Regions from separate parts of the Homo sapiens genome. Here all the other regions are linked to region 1. A link is a contact called in ENCODE Hi-C or POLR2A ChIA-PET data. All regions are on one chromosome and are shown on one strand. The core of a region is the stretch at or near the end of the contact, and the rest is flanking DNA. Distances in the headings are between cores, read along the strand shown. Region 1 holds the start of CASC18 (cancer susceptibility 18). Region 2 has its middle 190 kb from the start of NUAK1. Region 3 has its middle 220 kb from the start of NUAK1. Region 4 has its middle 160 kb from the start of CASC18.

What was found. Hi-C counts contacts between places; a loop is a spot of excess contacts on that map. ChIA-PET counts read pairs that join two places held with the same protein, here RNA polymerase II (POLR2A). Pooled maps may share reads with other maps.
Region 2: a map of ascending aorta shows a loop between it and region 1 (3-fold over the local background). The contact joins the enhancer-like site here to the promoter of CASC18 in region 1. A Hi-C loop is called at or near these places in 2 of 168 maps with a recorded cell type or tissue (ascending aorta and endothelial cell of umbilical vein) and 6 of 50 pooled maps.
Region 3: a loop to region 1 is called in a map of posterior cingulate gyrus, with 2.3 times the contacts of the local background. The contact joins the enhancer-like site here to the promoter of CASC18 in region 1. A Hi-C loop is called at or near these places in 2 of 168 maps with a recorded cell type or tissue (endothelial cell of umbilical vein and posterior cingulate gyrus), 1 of 37 single-sample maps with no recorded cell type and 7 of 50 pooled maps. POLR2A ChIA-PET finds 5 or more read pairs at or near these places in 1 of 52 experiments (WTC11).
Region 4: a loop to region 1 is called in a map of ascending aorta, with 2.0 times the contacts of the local background. The contact joins the enhancer-like site here to the promoter of CASC18 in region 1. A Hi-C loop is called at or near these places in 1 of 168 maps with a recorded cell type or tissue (ascending aorta) and 3 of 50 pooled maps. POLR2A ChIA-PET finds 5 or more read pairs at or near these places in 1 of 52 experiments (H1).

What each region holds. Positions count from the first base shown.
Region 1 is chr12:105,701,895-105,707,513 of GRCh38, forward strand. CASC18 (cancer susceptibility 18) reads left to right here and starts at 2,309. Exons shown (of 5, transcript NR_110109.1): 1 at 2,309-2,362. LOC105369959 (a long non-coding RNA gene) reads right to left here. Exons shown (of 3, transcript XR_945309.3): 2 at 4,871-4,942; 3 at 3,222-3,672.
Region 2 is chr12:105,944,621-105,950,239 of GRCh38, forward strand. No RefSeq gene overlaps it. Among named protein-coding and RNA genes, the nearest start is that of NUAK1, 190 kb to the right of the region's middle. Within about 2 kb of position 2,076, at least 4 of the 41 ENCODE cell types and tissues checked have a DNase peak (open chromatin) inside an H3K27ac peak, as active enhancers do.
Region 3 is chr12:105,918,869-105,924,487 of GRCh38, forward strand. No RefSeq gene overlaps it. Among named protein-coding and RNA genes, the nearest start is that of NUAK1, 220 kb to the right of the region's middle. Within about 2 kb of position 3,228, at least 3 of the 41 ENCODE cell types and tissues checked have a DNase peak (open chromatin) inside an H3K27ac peak, as active enhancers do.
Region 4 is chr12:105,858,658-105,864,276 of GRCh38, forward strand. No RefSeq gene overlaps it. Among named protein-coding and RNA genes, the nearest start is that of CASC18, 160 kb to the left of the region's middle. RefSeq lists an enhancer at 2,498-2,999. Within about 2 kb of position 2,039, at least 3 of the 41 ENCODE cell types and tissues checked have a DNase peak (open chromatin) inside an H3K27ac peak, as active enhancers do; they include ascending aorta, where a contact is called at or near this core.

The DNA of each region.
Region 1 (5,619 bases), core at 1,059-3,558:
GTCTTGAAGCAGAGGGACATGTGGTTAATTCCTGGAGGTATAATCTTGGGAAAATCACTTAACCAACATGAGCCTCAGTTTTCTCATATGAAGGATGAGACCTACCTCGCAGAGTTTTGGTAGGGCTTAAATGTGACCATGACTCTATAGCAACTGTATAATGTGGGTGCACCAGCAACAATGAATTAATTGTTGGTGGTATCATGTATAGGAATGTCTAGTCAGAGGAAGAGAGTTCTAAGGCTGTAGTTGCTGCTGAAGACACATAGTAAATAGGGGTTCTGCTGTTTCAAAAAAAATTCTAAAAGGGAGAAATGGGCTAAATTTATCAAGCATGCTTAAAAACAACCTGACTCATAAATTGGCTAGACCAATTTTCTACAAAAGATTCCCAGGATCATAGGCATTGGTATCACCTGCTGCACTTTTTCAAGATGTAGACTCCTGAGCCAAGCCCTGTACCTACTGGGTCAGAAGCTCTCGACATGAGGCCTGAGAAGCTTTATTTTAACAGGTATGAAAGCCACTGAGTGTTGAGACTGTCTACCCTGTTCACTGCTGTATTCCCTGCACCTAGCAGAATGTCTGAGGAGCTCAGTAAATCCTGGGTGATTAAATGGACGAACAGATGAATCAATAACATGACTCTGACAAATAGGGCAGAGTAGGAGTTCTGATTTCTGCTCTTTCTTACATATGCCTTAGGCTGCAAGTTGCCTTCTCCTCTCTTCTTTTTCCTTTTAACGCTGTCCTTAGGGTCGTCATCACCTGATTTTACTGCAGAGACTTGGTGAGGCAGAAAAAGGTGAACCCCGGGCTTTTCCCTGCCTGAGAAGTCCCAACCTGTGAGCTAGATTTATATACAGCAGTGGATTGAGCAGTGCTTCTCAATCCTGGCTGCACTTTAGAATGACCTGAGGCTTGGCCCGCACCCTAGACAAATTAAATCAGAATAACTGGAATGGAGGTCCAGGTATTGAAATTTTTCAAAAGCTCCCAAGTGATTCTGTTTCATAGTGAAGTTGAGAACCACTGGCAAACCATAATATGGATACCTCTAAAAATCTTAGTGTTGAGTGCAAAAGGTGGTAAACGATTTATAGCACGTTACTACTTAAGGATATTAAACTTTAATATACACACAAAACCAAGTTCTGTGTTTTTTGGAGATAATCTAAGGACATATAAGAAATCCCAGGAAGGAAGACAGGAGAGGGAAATGGGAGGAAACAGGAGCGAGAATAGAGAATAAATGGGGAAATATAAAATAAAACAAGACAGCGAGATTACACAGACCTTAAAGACTAAAAAGCGTGGCTCCCAAACATCAAATCACCATAGTTAGTATGAACAGGGCAGTCATGTGTACTAGACACAGTGTAATTGGTTTACACACCTTATGTCTGTTAATCTTCATAACAACTCTGAGGTAGGTGTTACTATTTAGAGTCATTTTATAGAGGAGGAAACTAAGGCTTAACCAAGATCATACAACTAGTAAGTGACAGATTTGGGTATAAGCCCTGTCTACCTGGATGGAGTCCAGGCTCTGTTTGCTCCATTCATCACCTCTTTGAGTCCTCTCGAGCACCTGCTGGAAAGAAAATGTCCTCCTCCCCAAGCCCACGTCTCTGCTAGGCAGCTCAGGAACCACCAGCACATACTTCATCCCAGCCCTTGCCAAAGATGGGAATGAGAATGACCATCCAATGTTCTGTGCCCAATGCAGAAGAAAACCTACACATACAACCTTCCTGACCTGGAAACATCCAAAATCAGCCTCAGTTTCCTAATGAGCCTTTCCCTGCCTGAAAAGTCCCAACCCGTGAGCTAGATTTATATACAGCAGTGGATTGAGCAGTGCTTCCCAATCCTGGCTGAAGACGAGCAATGTTTGTTGGGTTCAAGGAATAGAAAAAAGCCTCGCATGGCTGGAATAGAAGAGGAAGATGGTGGGTGCTGCAGCAGAGAAGGCAGGGGCTCAGAGCTCTTCACTTCCCACCAGACATTCCTTTTCCCTTGGGGATGGACTGAGCATGTGGAAGATTTTCCATGCAACTTCATATCCACTGTTCACAACACCTGCCTCTGAGGACGTGATCTTCCTACCAATCTCAGGACCTTTCAAAATTAATTATAATAAAAATGTATTTATTGAGGCAGGCATAAATATTAGTCTCCATTTTCTTCAGAGAAAACAGAAGCATACAGCGGTAGCTTGAACAAAATTTCCCAACCAGAAAGGGATGAGGGAGGAGAGACCGGAAGTACAAGCTCCTCTTATCTGAGTTGCCGCCGTCTAGAGGTGAGCTGATTTTCTGACAGCCCCTTCTCCTCTCCTCACTGGATATCCAGTTTCCAGGTAGGTCCTTCCAGGTAGGCGCCCCCCTGACCTCAATGCGTGCTCCAGCTCTGGGGTGCATTCACAGGGGTAGGACATAGAAGGTAAACTCTGACCAGCTGCATGTGCAGCTACCTCTGCAGAAAAAATCAAGAGGCGCTGGAAGCCCTTCTCCCTTTGCTTAACAACATCTCCCCTGCTGCCCCACAGCAGTATCTGAAGTTCCCCTGTTGGCTTATGGAAATAAAGGCTTTTGTTAAAATATAAATCTGTAATCTGACGGGATGTGAAAAGATTAAGGGACGGGCTGCCCAAACTTTACTGTGCTTGACACTCAACTTATAAGTGTATTGGAAATGCAGATCTTAGGTTCTTATACCACAGATTCTGATTCAACAGGCACCAAATGGGGCCCAGGTAGCTGCAATTCCAACAAACACTTCAGGTGTTTCTGATGCTCGTGTTCTCTGAATCTCGTTTTGAGAAACACTGTGTGACTATGAACTCTTCAATTAGTTAATGAGACTTGGCCCAGAGGTCAATTTTGTCTATAATGAAGCAGAGAGGAGAAAGACACAGCTGCTCCCCCTCTGACTTGGTCTTTCTCTGTCCCGTTCAAAGCTGTGTTCATAGCTCAGGGCTTTAAGAGAGAGTGTTCAGAGCCCTAACTCAGAAGGACCGCCTGGAGACCTGCCAGGGTTTTGCCTAGACACACGTCACACCTTTACAGGGGTGGCGAAGGCTTGTGCTATCTCAAGACCTCACGCAGTACTTCTCAGTTTAATGGGCCCACTCAAGAGGTAAACGTGGAAAAAGAAAAGTTATATGCACACACACCCACACCCACACCCACACCCACACACACACACACACAGAGCAATAAAACAGGAGCAATTTATTCATAAGATTCTAAGTCATGAATTGTCTCTACTTACAAAATATTAGCCTATAAATTATGATTCTGCCAAGCTTCATTTTGAACAAACCCACAATCTCAGAAACATCAGCAGTTCAACTGCAGAGAGAGATGATGAGGTGGCTTGAGAAGAGTGACAGAAATGTCTCTGGATGGGATTCTGGACCTTCTGGGAGGAGGCTTCTTTGAAGGCCACCTGGCGATCGCGTGGTTTCTGATTCTCCCCGTAGTGATCGTGCCTTCCCAGGTACTGAATGGATCTCTTTGAGCTCTTTGCGTGGCCGATGTGTGAACTTTTGGCATGGCCAGTGTGTTCAGTGGGAGTGCTGGGGTTTACAATTGGAGGAAGGATACCGACTCCCTTTATGGCTGGAGCTTCTTGGGATTCCTAAGTGTCACCTTGGTCCACAAGTAGCTGTTAAAAATTAGAAAAAAGTCAGCTGTTTGTCTTCTCATTCTTCTACAGGGCTCCCAGAGATTAAGACAGCCGAGCCTTCCTCTCCCTGAAGGGCCCATCTCTTTCTGAAATTTAAATAATTTGGGCATTTAAAAAAATGTACAATTAAATTATTATTGACTACAGTCCTCGTTTTGTGCTATCAAATACTAGGCGTTATTCATCCGGAAAAGTGATACTTTGAATTGTGGTGATACAGTGTTTCAACAGATCCTTATATCCTTCCAAAGTCTTGAATGCTATTACAACAGGGCGTCACATGAGGGCGCTCTAGAGAATCCGCAAGAGCAAATTCCGTAGTAAATGGGGAGGAGGGAGTTGTTATTAATAGATTTTACTTTTTAGTTTGAGTTTCCTTAGTCTAGAAGGACTCACAGAATTCCCAACTGTGCTTGCATGCCTGCTGTGCCCAGCGTGTGAGTGTGAGTGTATGTGTGTGTGTATGTGTGTGTGTGATGCACGCATGGAGGGGTTAGGGAGGATGCAGGAATAGAAGTTGATGAGGGACAAAGGGGAGGGAAAATTAAAATGATGAGCTTCAGAAGTCACCTTCTTTACAATTTGAGAGGCAATGTTCTGCTCCTATCTCTTGAAATGTCCTCTATCTCTTCCTTTCAAGGGAAAAAACACCAGTTCCCACCCAAGAGTTCTCCAGGACAAGGGAGGCCCTGGAGAAATGCAGTCAGAGGCAAATGGGAACAGATAGCTGCTTGTCAGCGCAGGTGCATCTCTTCCAGTCCACTTTGGCTGAGACTAACCTGACCTTGCTGAGCCCTGGCCTTGCCGTCAGCTTGCGCTGACAACAGGAGACCAGGCCACACTCTCCTAGCAGCTGCCCAGGCGAGGCTCATGCCCCAGAAAAAGCAGCTCCAGTTACACATTAGTCACAGAAATAACAATGATCAAAGGGAGCCAAAGGCATGAAATGGCTTCATTTTCCCAATTTAATTATGGGACTGGAGGATCCATTTCAATCTGGAAGGAGCCTGATTTCAACTTGTTATAAAATGGTTGGATAAAGTGCTGTATATTATTTTTTGTTTCTACCCTCATCCCTCCTCCCCATCTGCAATACAAGTTTTCATAGGCTTTTGAGTCCTTTTCAGCCCCTCCCTGTAGACGCACGATAAGAAACATAAATATGCCCCTTTCTTACTTGAGTCCTACTCGTGATGCTGATGCGCCCAATTAGAGTCTGTAGTTAAGGCCCCTGGGATTGTTCTGGGCCCTGGAAAAGAATGGCAGCAGGTGAGTGATGAGAGGTCCTCCCCCTCAGGGCAAGTGCAATGGCCTCATTGAGAAAGTATTCAGCCATCTGTAAAAAGGGGCCTATGGCAGTGGGGTCAGATGACAATGCCCCACATGCTTTAGTGGTTAAGATGCTTCAGTGCTCAGATGCTTTAGTGGCTACAAGTTTTTTACTGGGCTGAGAAAGATGTGGATCAAAGCTGTGTTCCAGGTACATGTGATGGGCTTTCTATCCCCTGCCACACACACCCACACACATGCACACACGTGCACACACACATATACACGTGGACCCTCTTGCCCCAAAGCCAGGCCTTGAGCTTTGAAAGGCTAGAGGCAAGAATTAGACCGGGGATGTGTATTTCTGTCCTTAGAAGTTGGCTGGCTGTTTTATACTTACTAAATGACAAAGTGTGATGAAATTGTTGCCTAGTAAGGACAAAGCCACAAGGTTTTTTTTTGTTTTGTTTTGTTTTGCAGAGGGGAGGGGAAGGGCAATGATGAGACAATTCTTTTTGGGTCAACCATCGTACATAGCACATAGAAGATTTGACTGGGACCACATAGTGAATGGCGTCCTTTAGAGCTTACATGGGCGCACAGAATCAGGCAGGGGCTAGAAGTCAGGGGTGCAGTTTCTAGACCAGCTCTGCCGCT
Region 2 (5,619 bases), core at 826-3,325, 240 kb after region 1:
TTAATTCCTTCAATACAAGTGAACACTTGTAATCCATATGAATATACTCACCCTATAAGGAGATTTTATTAAGGTAAATACCTGAAGTATTCATGATATTGTGAAACTCAAATCTCCCAAATGAACAACTGAGGTCTTATACACAGCTCAGGAGATAAAGCACCTCAATGGCCTTCTTTGAGTCATGAAGGCTGTGGGCCTATTCACCTTCGAATTTTGGATTTGACTCACCTTTGGGATTTGAGGATCTAAGCCAAGTTTGTCTACACACAAAACCACAGCTTCTTCACCAGTGTTCTCTGATGCCTGAAACAATTCCTAGAACAAATTAGGCAGCCAAAAAATGTTTTTAGATTTTTTTCCTTTCTCTTCTAGAAGAAACTCCAAAGGTCAAAAGGTCTGTTCCCTGACACTCAGACCAATCCTAGACGATTAGCGTTTGGAAAATCAAACTAGAACAATAAAGGGAATTCATTAGCTCATGTAACTGAATGGCCCAAGGATGGTAGAAGCTTCCAGCAAAGCTTAATCCAGGACTGTATTTTGAGATCAGGACCTGGTTTCCCTCTGTCCCTTTTTTTTTTTTTTTCCTTAGCTTATTATTAGTCCATTTTCTTTGATGTTGGTTCCATTCTCAAGTAGTCTTTCCCCTCATGGTGTCAAAATGACTGAAAACAGCTCCACAGCTACATGATCCTTCATTCACATCCAACAGAAATAAGACACTGTGTCTCAGCATTTCCAACAATAGTCCTAAGATTTCCTTGGATTGGATTGGCTTAGATCATGTGCCCATATCTGAACCAATCAGGATGTTTATAAAGAGGGCTGCATGCTGATTGGCCCAAGTCAGAGTCTATTCTTGAAGCTAGGAAGAATGTCAGTCTCACTCAGACCACATGACTGGGGAAGTTGGGGTACAGGAGGTAAAGAAAGTGGGCATGATGGGTAGCCCCATTTTATATATGAAGCAACAGAAAACCAGAGAGGTTTCATCACTCACCCAGAAAGGCAGAGTTAGTCCAGCAAGAGGAGAAACTAGACCTCCAGCCCACTGCCCAAAACAGTCTTATTCTTTCCTCTCTGTATTTAACTTACTCCGAACCAAAACTGTACAAATATCATCCTGTATTTTTCTACTTCTATCATTCTATGAAGAAAAGACAGAAATACTTTAAGGTGTTTCTAGGGGAAAGTAACTTACTTGCAGGTGCACTCCATTCCTTATGATCAGGTTCAACAATATTCAAGAACAAGCAACAACAACAACAAAAAGGTCCCAGGAACCCAATCCATAGACCAACTCAGTCGTCCCAGCCACACAAAGCAACACAAAATGACTGGCAGAGTGAACAAAAAAAGCCCCCACTAGGGCCCTGGGGCTGACTCCAGATTTGAGGGAGGAGGCTGGAGGCCAGAACTGCCTTTTCTTTGTTCCCAATTCTCCATGAGGCTATTTGCATTTCATTGTGGTCCTGGATGATTTAAGGAGCCCAGTGAAAACCCTTGGATGTGGTTAGGACATTCATGCTCCAGTGATAAATAATGTGACCAATGTGTATGGCCTAGAGTCACTGTATTATCAAAGAGCTCCTTGGAAACTGGGCAAATGGTAGGGCTTTTTTTTTTTCCCCTCCTGCTTGTGACTGGTTTATTAATTAATTTATTTATTTTTCATCTACTTTATGAATTGATTTCTCATCCCTTTCCAAGCATATAATACCGTCCTGGGGACTGACACCCATCCTGTCTTTACAACCAGATCCTTTCAATACTGCTGTTCCGCCAGAGCTTTGATCAGCGGGTCAGAGTTGAAAGAAAAAGATGAAGGCCCCTTTCCCATCTTTTTCTCCTCACCAACCTCTCCAGACACTTTTCCCAACCCCCCACTCCCCACCCCCCGCTCAAAGAAATCTCCTGGTTTACTTCAAAGGCAGGTCTGCATCCAAAAGAGATAATATTGATGGGGAGTGGGGGTAGAAGGGAGGAAGTAGAGAGGAAGGAGAGGGGTCTCTGGACAGTGAGGGAAGTGAGACAGATGGGCACAGAGCCTGCTGTCTGAGCCTAACTTGTCACTGGGAGGCAGGCCAGGCTGGGAGGACTCAGGCCTTCATATGTGAGGAGGCGTGACAGTGAAAACTCAGCAGTCCAGGCTTATCTTTGCTGGCAGAGAAATCAGGTTTGGACAGATCTGAAGAGAATGACTACTGGTTATTTCTGGAACAGCTTCTTAGATTTGCTGCCATGCCTGTCATGGTGGTTAAGAGCTGGGGTTTGGGAGTCTGGGTTCAAATTCCAGCTCTTTCACATTTTAAATGTATTCAGTTGAGCAAATCTTTTCTTCTCTAAGCCTCGGACTTCTTGTCTCATCTGGTAGAGGAGAGCAATGTCCTTCCTATAGTCCCAGCAAACCAACAATTAGGGTGAACTGAGCATGCTGCTTTCCAAAGACAAGGCTACCATCAAGAGCAAACACCTCACCCTCTTTCTGTATGGATATGAAAATCAGTGGGGAGAGAAGTTTATCTCCTTTGATGACCTGAAGTCTTCCAAGCCTCAAGTTGTCAAGAGAGTGAGGATGCAGGATTGAGGAGGATGCAATGTGCCAGAAAGAAAGGACTATCATGAGGTACATTCACAGGTGGATAAGGATGGAGATAGCCCAGGATCTGAGCTGACACTTTCAACTTGAATTTTCACCAACCCTTCCTCATCACTATGAGCCAGATGAAAGAATGAGCCAAACTAGATTCCGGGTTTCCAAAATATCCACTCAGCTACAGCAGGGGTAGTGCACGAGATCCTCAGTTACAAGCAGGGGCCTGAACACAACATCCGAGGAAGTCTTTTGTCCACTCGAACTAGAGATACTTCTGTGTGTCCGAGACAAGGTGACAAGTATCCTGGACATAGGGATCATAATAGTATTGTCTTCTTATAGATTTTAGGCTCCAGTAAGATAATGTGGGCATACAGCACTTTGAACCATGCAAGGCATAGAGTGCATACTCAAGAAATGGTAGCTGTCATTAACATTTCAAGAGCTTTTGTTTTGTTTTGTTTGAGACAGAGTCTCAACAGAGTCTTGCTCTGTCACCTAGGCTGTAGTGCTATGGCGAGATCTCGGCTCACTGTAACCTCCGCCTCCCAGGCTCCAGCAATTCTCCTGTCTCAGCCTCCCAAGTAGCTGGGATTACAGACACCTGCCATCATGCCTGGCTAATCTTTGTATTTTTGTAGAGACAGGGTTTCACCATGTTGGCCAGGCTGGTCTTGAACTCCTGGACTCAGGTGATCCACCCACCTCAGCCTCCCAAAATGTTGGGATTACAGACGTGAGCCACCACGCCCAGATTTCAAGAACTTTCAGCGTGCTTTATTTAAATGGTAAGTTCCTTCAGAGCATTCTCTGTTCAAGGTGGAAAAATTAGAACACAACTCAGACTTCAAATATGTCCCTCCCTCATTTCGCATGGTGGCTTTTTGGGCACTGACGCTGGTAGTGTTTTCTTTTCCACTGTCCTATCATCATAGAACTTGGCTTTGTGACATTGTAAAAGTCTTTTGTGCCAGGATAACCAATTAGGCATTGAAGGATGGAGGAGCCTGGCACTCAAGGGTTTATTTTTTCCATTTGTCTTTCAAGGGCAGTGATGGTGGCTTTCCAGAGCCACAGTGGCTCCAGCTGTGTTAGCCCCTCCAAACGAATGATTTACAGACATGTTTTTAGGGGTACCTTGCCCACTCTGTGGGTTCAGCGTTGCCTAAATCACGTGCTGACTTCTTTTTGCCATTTGTTACATACCTGGACCCTTTGTGTCCTTCCTCCAAGCTGTCATCCTGTGGTTACTTGGCAATTGCCAACTGGTTTTTTATATTAGCCCAAGAAAAACATCATTAGGAAGGGCGAGTCTGTGGCCAAATCCATTGCTTAATGGCCTGCAAAGCCAAACAGAAATAAATTGGAGGTATCTAAGCTGAAGGCCTCTCTGCTAGCAGGAAAAGTGAAACTCGACACTTGAAACATGAAAAATGGCAAGGCTGCCATTGCCACACTGCAGAAAGTTTCCTCTTAATAAAGTCACTTATAGAAATGTACTGTTTCTCCTGAGGTCTTCTTATAAAATTGGTCTAAAAAGGAAGGCTATTTTCTCTACAAGGTAAAGTAATCATGTTCTCGGCTTTCATTAAAATCCTCATTTGCCACAGAACTGATTCTATTTCTTCTTAATGGGGCTGCAAAATTATAAAGAAGGCAACTCAGCACCATCTCCCATTGGGTCGCTCTTTCTCCCCTTCCTGCCACTCCATTTCTCCCTTCTTCAGCACTCACCCATCTTTCCATCACTGTCCCACTCCTGCTTCCACCACCCCTCCCCTCACTGCACTGCCTCACCCCTACCTTGCTGTGGCTTGAATATCTGTGTCCTCCCAAAATTCATATATTGAAAATTTAATCCCCAGTGCAACACTATTAAGAGGCAGGGCACTTAGGAGGTGATTAGGCCACGAGGACTTGCCCTCATGGATGGGATTAGCAACCTTACAAAAGGGCTGGAGGGAACTAGTTACACCCTTTTTTGCCTTTCTGTCCCTTAGACATGTGAGGACACAGCATGCATCCTCTCTGGTGGGGAAGGCCATGAGGCACCATCTTGAAAGCACAGACTGGGCCCTCACAGGCATAGAATCTGCCAGAGCCTTGATCTTGGACTTCCCAGCCTCCAGAACTGTGAGAAATAAACCTCTCTTCTTTATAAATTACCCAGCCTCAGGTGTTTTGTTATAGCAGTAGGAATGGGGTAAGACATATCTCAATTGCCCCACCTCTACCTCTACCACCTCACCACTACCTCCACCACCTTATCCTTACCTCTACCATCCCACCACTTCCTCCACCATCATTCACACCCACCTTCACTGCTGCACAATCCCATGGATACAAAAGCAGAAAAACCAGTTCCCTTCAAAGGTAACACTCAGACTGATATCAAGCATCTTAACAGTATAACTTAGAGATGACAAATTCTGAGAAAAGAAATGATGACCCAAGAATTTTATGACCAAGGAAGTTGTACTTCAGATTCAAAGGCAACAGGCAAATTATAACAAACACACAAACACACACACCACACAAATCAGAGATGTAGCACTAATGAGCCCTTTGAAATAAATAAAAAAGACTTATTAAATCCAGCCAACCAAAAGATGAATCAAAATAAAGAACTCAGAAAAACAGATTAAAAATGTTTTAAAAGAATAGGTGGTGAACATTAATATATCAGAATATAAAACTAAAGCTATATAGCTGCAATGATTGCCACTTAATATGTAAAAAATAATCATATAACATAAAAATTGAGACATCGAATATGTAGGTGAAGTGAAAAAGTTATAATTTCTTAGAGTGCCATGTTAGGGAATTTATAGATAAGCCTAAATTTAAAACTTAAAAAAAATCTGCAACCCCAACATATTCATTTGTTTAATAATCTTTATGTTTTAGCTTCAGTAGGCTCTTTTGGGAACTTATCACCAGTTGTATCATAAATATTTATTTGAAATTTTAGTAATTCTCTGTTTCCTTTCCTTCTGTGAAATAACAGACTATGTAATTTA
Region 3 (5,619 bases), core at 1,978-4,477, 220 kb after region 1:
TGTTTCAGTCCCTTATCTGTAAAAATTTTGATAATAATACTTGAGATAATGTATGTATTGTAACCCAAAATGGTGATTCATCCATGTTAGTGCTTAATTTTCCTTGACTCTTACATTGTTACCTTTAGATACTGAGATAAGTGATGCTATCCTACAGGGAAGTGGGAAAATTCTTGACTGAAATCACCCGCTTTGCTAGTTTCATGGATGTCGTCTGTGGTATTTGATTATCCTAGGTAAAGATTCTCTTCCACAGGGGCAATTTAGGAGACTGTGTGCTCACACTTTGTGAACCAGGAGATGAGGATACTAATCCTGGTTCTGCCACTCACTGTCTTTGTGACCTAAGAACACTCACTTCCTTTCTCCATGCCTCAGTTTCCCTATCTCTTAAATGTCATCCTGGTTGATCTCCAAGATGCCTTGTGAGGAAGCCATCTCAAGAACTTAAAATCAAAATTGTTCTTTACGTTTTCATGAATGCTTATTTGTGGGTGGGGGACTGTGCCCTTTGTTGAGATTTGGCTTCATGTTGATGGAAGTTGGGGTAGACATTTATAACTTTTAAATCTGTGCCTTTCCATCAAATGATCAGAAACCCAAACACATTATTGAGCCTATTCAAGCTAAAAGCATAGCTTCAAAGGTCCTTTCCAGTTCTAACATTCCACTTCTTATTGGAATATAAAATAATTTTTTGCAGAAGACCCCCAACATCACTGAACACAAAATTATAGGTAAAAGAGTCTTCTAACATAAGATAAAGGACTTCAGATGAGTATGAAGGCACAAACTAGAAGAGGAATGAAGTCCTCAAGATAAAGCCATTCTTAACGAGTTCTCAGAATGAATATTCCGTTGGCTTAAAATGAAGATTCAACTCTACTTAACTCCAGAAACTTCTATTGAACATCCACCATGAGCCAGAACTTATCCTCGGTCTTGGAGATACCAGGGAAGCATTTAAAGGCTTGAAGCAAGAGACTCACAAAATCAGATTTGCATTTTAGAAAGCTCACTTGGGGGAGTGAATTTCAGTGGGGAAAGAGGGAAGGCAGGGAGACCAGAGAGAAAGTTTAGGGATTTTACTGAAGAAGTTCAAGCAAAATACTGTGGTGGTCTATATGCAGGCAGTGCTGATGGAAGTGAAATGGATAGTTTGAAGAGATTTCCAAGAGGAAGACACACCCAAACTTCATGACTGGTTAGAAAAGATATGTGCAATGGGTTTACACTCGTACGTGTGTGTGAGCTTCCATGATCGAAAGGGTCAGGGGATGGAATGGAATGCAAACCATGAGATGCCTCCTAGAAGCTAGCCTTGTCCCTAGGCCTAGCTGAGGCTCAGGGGGTTTCCGTGAATCCTCCTCATAAATCTGTACAGGAGAAAAACAAGAGGCCAGACAAGAAGAAGCATGTCTGAGGTAAAAGGAAAAACATGTTTGGTCCTAATAGGGTTGTGGTGGAGGAAGAAAGGGGGAGGAACTGCTCTGCAGCAATCTGCCCTGAGGTAGGGACTGATCTGTGAGGCTGCCAGCATCTGCAGCAAGATGTTAATGGGGGTTATCAGCTGTCGCTGGAGCCCAGGCAGGGAATATGTTGGCAGCTGAAAGCTCTAGCACAGCCAAAATGTGTGTGTGTGTGTGTGTGTGTGTGTGTGTGTCCAAGAAGAAACACCAGCCTTATTGTCTCTAGACATCCTCAGAGAACAAATGGTCTTGGCGAGTCAAGCTCTGAATACCAGTTACACAAGACAGACACCTTTAATGGAGATCTGGCACTTCTCAGTGGGGACCGTTTGCATAAAACCATTTCATTCTTTCATCTCTGGCAGGAAGAGGTCCCTTTTATCTCGAAGAGAAGCTCTCTCCACAAATGAGATGACCCCACCCCAACCAGACACACACAGTCATGCACACAGTCAGTCCCAGAGGTCTTCTCTGTCTTGAAGGCCTGTCCAGCTTCATTTTTTTCCTTCCTCATCCACTTGCCAATTCATGTTTACACACCAGCACTTATATTTAAGCACATTTCTCTTGAGTGAAGATTCCCATAAATGTTGCTTTGTAAATGTGTCCAGGGCCAGATATCAAATGGTGGAGGCCCAGTGACATCTTTCAAAAGGTACTTTGGCATTTTACTCTGACACCATTGTAAGGGGGTCCAGGAATCAACTTGGTGTTCTGATGGCCTGGAAAATAATCCAACTTCTTCTAGAGGACGATAGTAACAGCATTAACTTTGCAGGTAGGTAGACTTGGGCTGAGCCTCAGGTTGGCCACTGACCATAAACCTGTGACTTAATATTTCTGCTTCAGTTTTCCCACCTGTAACATGGGAATAATAACTATGAGCAGGTACTACTATTATTCCCATTTCACAGATTGGGACCATTGAGACACAAAGAGTTAAACAATTGTTCCTAGATGAAGCAGCTAGTAACTAGCACAGCTTACATTTGAACTCATGCAGTCTGGGTCTTCCTGTTGATAACCATTATGCTACATTGCCTGCCATATTACACATAATTTCTTCTTTAATCCTCAAACAATTTCTGTTAATGGGATCTTGGACAAATTACTTAACTCTCTAAGCCTCAGTTGTCTCAACAGAAAATAGGATTTTGATACTGTAGACCTCAAAAGGATGTCATGGGGAATAACTGGGAAACCACGTCTGAGCAGTTGTGGGCATTGTAATAGAGCCTGTAGTCACTGCGGTGATAATACCGATCATGTTGTTAGCATCACAACGTCCATGGTACTTACAGTTATTTGTTTTAATATTTGTAATTTCCTTTAACTACATGTTCCCTGAGGACAGAAACTGTCCGTTATTTACCCTGTACCCACAGCACTTAACAACCTAACACAAATGGAACATACTCCGGGACATACTCTATTTTCAATGCTGTTTATTGATGAATCAGTAAATGCCTTTAATACTGTCTCTCTCTTGGATTGCTGTAAGGATTAAATGAGATAATGCATGTAAAACGGCTAGTACAATGTTAGGCTTGAGAATTCCATCCAATTAATGTTAGCTCTTTCCCTTTTGCAACAGAACACATTATTTGAGATAAACACACTGGAATCACATGGCCCAGAGAGTGAAAAACAGGACACCTGGACTCCTCGAGGAACAAAAACATCCCAGCTAGAACCAAGTACCATGAGACACAGGCACGTGAGCTGATGAGGAGCATAAGCTGGAACCCACCTTTGTGGGAGCACCACCAGGCATCACAGGCAACCATCCTGCAGGCACATTTGGAAATCTCAAGAGCAGGAAAGGGAAGGCACTCTTTGTACTGGTTGATTAAAGCTACTAATTAGGTCCATGCATGGTACAAACACTGGCAGTTCTTTCTTACTGGGGCAACAGGGAAGAGGTTGGCAGGGGTGAGCAAAACTACAGCCAATTCCTCTGTGAGCCAATGAGCACCTACAAAGGGAGGATTCGACCGAGTACATTTGGAAATAGAAATTGCCAACAATGTTCAGAAACTCTAAGTAAAAATATAATGGTCAGGTGGGCAAAAAAAATCTCCTTCTTCCTGCTTGAAGCTGCTCAGAAAATAATCAAAGTTGAGGCAACAGACAGTGGAAAAACATGGGCTTGGGCATCAGAGAGACTTCCCTTCCAGCCTTGGCTGATGCAAGTCAGCTATGACCTGATGCAAGTTGGCTAACACTTCAGAGATCTTTTTTCTCATATACAAAATAGAAAATACCCATTTCATACAGGCAAGAGAAGCTTAAATAAATAGACTCTACAAAGGGACCAGAAAATAATAGACTAGATCCCCTATCATCATCACCACCATCTAAAGGTAGCTGTCTTGATTATATGGCCCAGACCACCTGGAATCAGTGCATTCATATCATCCCTCTTAAGTGGCTCTGGTGGTTATATTATTGTGCGGTGCTATGAGTCACTGTCTATTAATATAACTTACCCAGGGCTTGTAACAGGACAGCTGGCAAATAAGGATTCATAGATGGAAGGAATCTGGGTCATCCTCAAATAAGATGAGCCACTCCATAAATAAATAACAGGGCACTGGCTGGGTTGGCTGGGGACTAGGGGAGATGAGGGGATGGTATGGACTCAGGAAGCTGGGAAAGCGCAAAGTCTGAGAAGAGGGAATGCGAAGAGTGGGGCGAGCTGAAGACCAGCACTGTCTGAGAATGCGTTAGAAATAACTGAATCATAGTGCATCACCCAATTTAGTGGTTCTCTCCCAGGGCTGCCCACCCAGACTGAATTATGGAAGGCCAAGCCATGGCAGAGGCAGCAGCCAATGGGAGGTAAGCTAATTCATAACTGACAGCCTTGGAATATCTCAGGAAGTGGAGCAGCAGATACCACAGGAGGTGGGAGGTGAGCCTAGGCTGAAAACAGGGGGCTGGCGGAGCATCTATATCATAGGAGCCTCAACAACATAGTCCCCCACATCACTTGGATACCCTGGATCCAGGAGAAGATAAGTGGGTCTCCTGTGAAACTGAACCCAGAGAATCTCTAGACTAGCCTTTCCAACCCTTGAAATAATCTTAAGGTCTCAAGGAACCTAAATATTTTATCTACAGCTCCTGGTATATTAGCATAACCAGTAACTTGTAGATATCATAGTCCAATAATAATTTGTCAATGCTCTTTTGAGCAGAGAATATCATCTGTCACTCTATTTTGCTTACCAAATAGCCTAATCTTTTTCTGTGGTTTCCCGCTCCCTATAAAGAATATCAACCCTAATGCAGGCCAAGTATGCAGGTAGAATAAACTTTCATCCCCCACATTCCTTTTTTTAACCTTCCTATTTAATTTTTAAGAAAACTTCTTTAACTAGGACTAAAGTCTTAAATATCTACTGTACAAGAGGTGAATGTTATGTAATACATAGCCTGTGCAAGAGTAGGTTTTTACCCCTTATTTAAAACCTTTTTTAAGCCAAACTTTACAGAGCAAAATAAGCAACTACACTTAACTTACATGTTTTGAAATTACTCATTCTTTCCTTTCTATTCATCTTTAAAATTCATAAAGAGAATGCAATACATTTCTGTTAAATAATTGGCTTAAGAAAAAATGGAATTTAATTTCTCTAAAGGTAGCTTGATATATTTTAAATAAAGGTTATACATTATATTGTGACATGTGTATTTACAACCTGAAAATGTATTGACACTTTGTTGAATAGTAAAGCTATTGAAATCACAAACTAAAGCAACGTGAATAAAAATATGGCCTAGGACAATTTATATAATTCTTAAAAAAATTTTTTCTTATTAACATAATTAGGCTAAACTTTAGGCAGGCTGTCTCAAAATAATTACAGACATGCGTTAGTTTCCTGCTTTCATATAGGCTTGTGTGTGTATTAACAATGTTATTCTGACATAAAAACTAACATTTACCTTTTTAATGTGAGATTTGTGCTTTTTTTTTTTCAGCACAATTACTCAACTCTTGGTTAAACTTGAAATAAGTACATAGAGATCTTATTTCCATCTTAAGTGAGAGAAGTTCTGTCCTTGCTCTTGGTGCATGTTAAACAAGGAAAAGCTTAATCACACATGTAGGAAGCTGAAAACTGCAGCAAAAATGCCCTTGCTT
Region 4 (5,619 bases), core at 789-3,288, 160 kb after region 1:
GTGTGTGTGTGTGTGTGTGTGTGTGTGTGTGTTTTTCAAGGTTGAGGTACTTAACCTGATACTTAAATGTGACTCTAAACCCCTTGAAGGCAAACTTCATTTCATCTGTATCATATGACTTGGTGGAAAGGCATATACAGAGGAAGGATTTGGTGACAAGAGATGGCTTATGGTAGCCCCCACCTGGAGTGGGCCTCTACTTTCCCACCAAGGCTAATTTAGAAGGCAGAGGGTGCTAAAGGCAGTTGGAAATATTAGAGGTTGTCCTTTGCTTACCAGCTTCTTCCAGGACCCATGTGTCTCCCAGCCCCCTTCCCAGACCTAGTTCTACCCTCAGTACAAGACATCTCAGCCTCTGAGAGACTCTAAGGTAGGAAAGATATGGACATAAATGAAGAAGGGAAGGAGAAAGGAGTGAGAACATTGAGAGGAGTTTTCTCAGTGGCTTGTGATTTTCCCTAAAGAAGGAAACAAGGGCATGGCATGAGTGAGGGAAGGTGGGCGGGGGAGCCTAGAATGAGATGGGAGAGAGCTGACTCAACGGGAAAAAGCAATGCCAGAAGACTGTGAGGGCCATTGACCAAGGAAGCCAAGAATGCGACTTCATTATTTCACACTAACTGTGCCTTTCTTAGAAAAAATAGCTTGGACTCTTGAAACATCAGGCTGTGGTCTCTAGGTTCCTTTGAGGATGGATGGTGGTATGACTTGGCTATGTCTCTATCCAAATCTCATCTTGAATGGTAGCTCCTATAATTCCCACATGTTGTGGGAGGAACCCGGTGGGAGATCCTTGAATCATGGGGCAGTTTCCTCCATACTGTTCTTAGTGAATAAGTCTCACAAGATCTGATGATTTTATAAGGGGAAATCCCTTTTGCTTGGTTTTTCTCATTCTCTCTTGCCACTGCCATGTAAGAACTTGCCACTGCCATGTAAGTTCTCTTGCCACTGCCATGGAAGTTCTTGCCACTGCCATATAAGAACAGTTTTTCTCCTTCTGCTATGATTGTGAGGCCTCCCCAGCCATGTGGAGCCTCTTTTTCTTTATAATTTACCCAGCCTCAGGTATGTCTTTATCAGCAGCATGAAAACAGACTAATACAGATGGTGAGTTCATTCAGCTCTGTGTGGATTCATTCAACCACCACGTAAACCTGTATTGAACACATACTATGTGCCAGGAAGTCCACTGGGCTCTGAGGACACAATGGTAGTAGAAATAAAAAATGCTTCTGCTTTCATGGAACTTACAGTATGATGTGGGAGATGATCAAAAAGCAAAAGACAACCATTTTCATAAATAAGAAGACAGGGTATAAGGAGGGAGAATAATGGGGAACACCTTCTGAACTCCGGGGGTGGTTCAGAGATGGCCTTACAGAAAGCGGGAAAAGAGCATCCAGGCTGAGGGAATAGCATGTGTGGAGGGGGCCAGAGGAGAAAGGAGCTAATCAGGGCAGGAGCCTAAAGTACAGGGAGCAAGGGGCAGTGAGGCCAGAGGGATTGATAGAATGGTAGGCAGGTCAAGTGGGGCCTGTCAGGGTTTGGATTTTAATTTTAATTTAATTTAATTTCAACTGGGACATCCATCTTTGTACCTGATGAGGCTCTCTTCCCAGCAATGTCCAAGTTGAACATTCTAAAAGTTTTAGGTTAAGGTAGTATCTTTGCATCACCTACACTGTCCCCAAGCTCTCAGGACGAGACAGCATATTTGGGAAATGCCTGGGGAGTAGGGTCACACTAAACACAAACATTTTTGTCTTAAGAGGGCTCACCACCTTGGACCACATCCCTCCAAACCACTGGGAAGCTTTGTAAACATACAGATGGATGCCTGGGCTCCACCTCAGGCCCTCTGCATCAGAATCTTGGCGGGGTGGGTGTGGGTAAATTCAAGCCCTAGATGTGCCTTTAATGCCTTACAAAGTTCCAACTTGCCTCTTCAGGCTCATAAAATCTCCATCATACCAAACATGGAGCCCAAAGAGAATGGCTTTCCCTTTGTTGATAATGACTCAACCAAAGCATTCCTCCCCTGCTTCGTTTACCTGCCGTGGGCCTCTTAGCAAAGCACACCTGTCCATCTGTCAATATTTACTCTGTCTGCTGCCCTCAACAAAAGAAGGGAAAATTGTTTTCACTGTCAAGCTAGTGTTTATACAAAGGATTTGTAGACTTTCTCAGAGCTATGAAAAATCCATCACCCTCAGTTAACCTGTGCCCTTAATGAGGTGGTAGCTTTTCTCCCACCATCCCATCCATCAGGGATGACAGTATGTAGCTTGTCAACCAGTAAGCATTCAGGTTGAAAATGATTTCACCCAGAAACCTGGGGAGACAGATGCGTGAAGTGTAACCCAATCTCACAGGGTGAAGCCTGCCCTGCTGATTACAGAGGACAGCCTCAGTGGGGCTTCATCTAGGACCCAATGAGAGGAGATCCACAAATGCCAAGACACTTATAAGAAGCCAATATTCTTTGGCACTCAGAAAGCTTATCAGCCCATTACATCTGCTCCAATCAATACTTCACCCAGTGTAACTTCCAAGGGAGGGCTCTACTGCTGTTGAGTCAAAAGAAATTGAGATTCATGTTGCTGGAACCAAGCAATGCTCAGAGACATGCACTCCTGAGAGGTGGCTGGGCTCACTCCCAAGGAGAACAATATTCACCAATGAAACAACTGCCTGGCTCCAACGGGCTTTTGACATCCAAGCCACCTGGGACAGACACACTGAAAAGCCATTTGCAGGATACAGGAGGAAAAACAGATCCGATCACTGCCTTTGTCATTCAGAAGAGCCCTTGAGGTTTATGGACCAATCCAAGGGGCAAAAAACAAACCATATCTGTGAAAGAGCTTCAGGGCCCACATACACTCTGCTGGAAGTGCAGCCCAGACCTGCTGCCCCAGTTCCTACTGTGTGCCCACTGCTAAGCTGGGCACTAAGAAGTAAACCAAATGATCTGTGTGATTCACAGAGCATCTGAAGCAGCCTCCAGAGGGGCTCAAACTCATCTCAAAATGCATGGAAGAATCTGGGGGATCCTGGCTCTCCATGGGGGGCAAAATAAATAATATTAACAGATATGTCATTTACTATGTACCTTACTGTATGCCAGGAAAAGATTGATAAATTTTAACTCATTGAATTAAAACTCAATCCAACTCTCTGGGATAAGTCCTGTTATCTTTAGAAAGGGGACAAAACTAGGACCCACCCAAGCAGAGTGTTCTGAGATGGAATCTCAATAAAATAGTATCTAGAATGTGCTTAGAATAGTCCTAGCATGTTTAGGCCCTCAGGAAGTGTTAGACACTTTTTATTATGATGATTATTACGGCTACTACTACTTTTATTAGTCTCATTTTACAGCTGAGAAAACTGAGGCTTGGAGAGGTTATGGGATTAGCTGAAGGTCACATTGGCAATGAGCAAAAGCCAGCATCAAAAGCTAGGTCTTCCAGCTCTGGAGAGTGACGTCTTCTCTGTCAGGCTGTAAAAGACCTGCTCTGCTCGAACTGTGGGTGGGGTGTGAGGACCTCACTTCCTTCAGAAAGAATCTGGGGCCAGCACAGGATCTATTCCTGGGTACCTCGGTCGTGGTGTACTGCCGCCCTCGTACTGTTCGCATCCACCTCCCACACGGACTGGGCCGCACTTGGTAAGCTGCCCCAGCTCTCCTGCTCCCTGGAAACAGGCAGCCCTGCTCTGGGCACTGGTGCATCCCAGGACCTGTTCTCCAGGCCACTCCCGGGGTGGCTGCAGTGTAAGACCCCACACCTCCTCCCCTGGAGGCCCTTTGCCAGGGATGCAGGGGAAACAGGACTCCTCACCTCTGAACCTTGGTTCTCTCCCTTCCTAAGCCTCTTGAGCTGGCTGGGCCCCCCAGAGAGGAACAAGTTCCTTTGTGAGGGGAACTGACTCAGGTCTCTTATCACCAACTCCCCAGAGAGTATGAGGCTGGTATATTGTTTTTCTTCTTGCTGCCACAACAAATTCCCATGTACTTTGTGGCTTAGAAGGACAAAAATTACTGTTAACATTTCTGGATGCCAGGAGTCAAAAATGAATCATACAGGGCTAAAGTCAAGGTGTTGGCAGAGCTGGTTCCTTCTGGATGCTCCAGGGGAGAATCCGTTCCTTGCCTCTTTTAGCTTCTAGAGGCCGCCTGCATTCTGTGGCTCGTGGCCACATCACACCAATCTCTGCTTCCTGTCCCACCTCCTCTGACTCTGATCCTCTCACCTTCCTCTTCTAGGGACCTTGTGATTGCAATAGACCCACATAGATAATACAGAACGATCTCCACATCTCAGGATTACTAGCTTTATCACATTTGCAAAGCCTCTTTTACCATGTAAGGGAACATGTTTGCAGGTTTTGAGGATTATAATGTGGACATCTTTGAGGGCCATGATTCAGACTAGCACAACTGGATTTCTTCAACAAGCTTTGACTGCACTCCAGCCAGACCCAGGCACTGTGCTGGGCACTAGGCGCTCTGTTCAAGGCCTCCAAAACAGCTAGATGTGTTGATGTGAGTGCCCGCATGTTCATAGCTTCTTGGAGGTACAGATTACTTCTTGTTTGACTCCCTCCTTTGTGCCAAGCACATCCTAATAGCTAATACTTATTATATGCCAGGCTTCATCTAGAACACCATAAATCTATTATAAGCATTGATGCTCCCAAGAACACTACGAGTAGGTACTATTATCCCTCCACAGATGGGGAAATCAGGGATCTGGGGCATCTTAACTTTCCTAAGTCCTGCAGCTAGTGAGGAAGGGCCATGATTGAAGCCTGGTCAGTCTTACCCCTGAGTCTCTGCCTATAACCACTGTTCCACCTGGCATCTCAAATAGCAGCTCTCAAAAAGCACCTATGGAAAGGAGGAAACGGAAGACATAGGAAGCTAGAACTACACGTGCAGGGTCTGAGCTCTTGAGTGTCATAAATGAGTGGCCTTTTCATGAAAGGGAGGCTAGAAAGAGAACCTAGAAAGGAGGGGGTCCCAGAGCTTCTAGGTAGGCTCTGCCAGGTACACACCCCATGGGCTTAGAGGAGGGCTGGAATCTCAGGAGGCTCCACATGAAGTCATACATATTTGATTAAAGGTGGCCCCCAACTCCTGGGTGCAACCTGGGGAAAGGAGCATATCTGCTTTTCCTGACCGTCTTCTATTTCAGGACTAGCACAGTCCCCACTCACAGTAGAGGTTTGATTAATAAATTTTGATTCTATGAAATGACTTAGAAGTGCACTGAATACACATTCTGACCCAATCCTGAATAGGCAAATGTTAAAAGACAAGAATCAACCAAAGCCAAGGTCAGAGCAGACCATGAGCATCACAGAGGAAATCTGGGATGATCCTAGTCTGTTTCCCCAGAAAGTAGGGCCTGAATCAGAGGATTGATAAGAATTACATCACTCCATAGGGACCATCCCTGGGTACAGGGGTGAAGACAAGGGCAAAGAGGTAAGGAAGGAGGGGGCATTAGCTTTCCATTGCTGTGTAACAAATTACCCCCAAACTCAGTGGCTTAAAACAGCAAGCATTTAACCAAACCCAGTGGCTTAAAAAAACAAGTTTTGAGGGGCAGG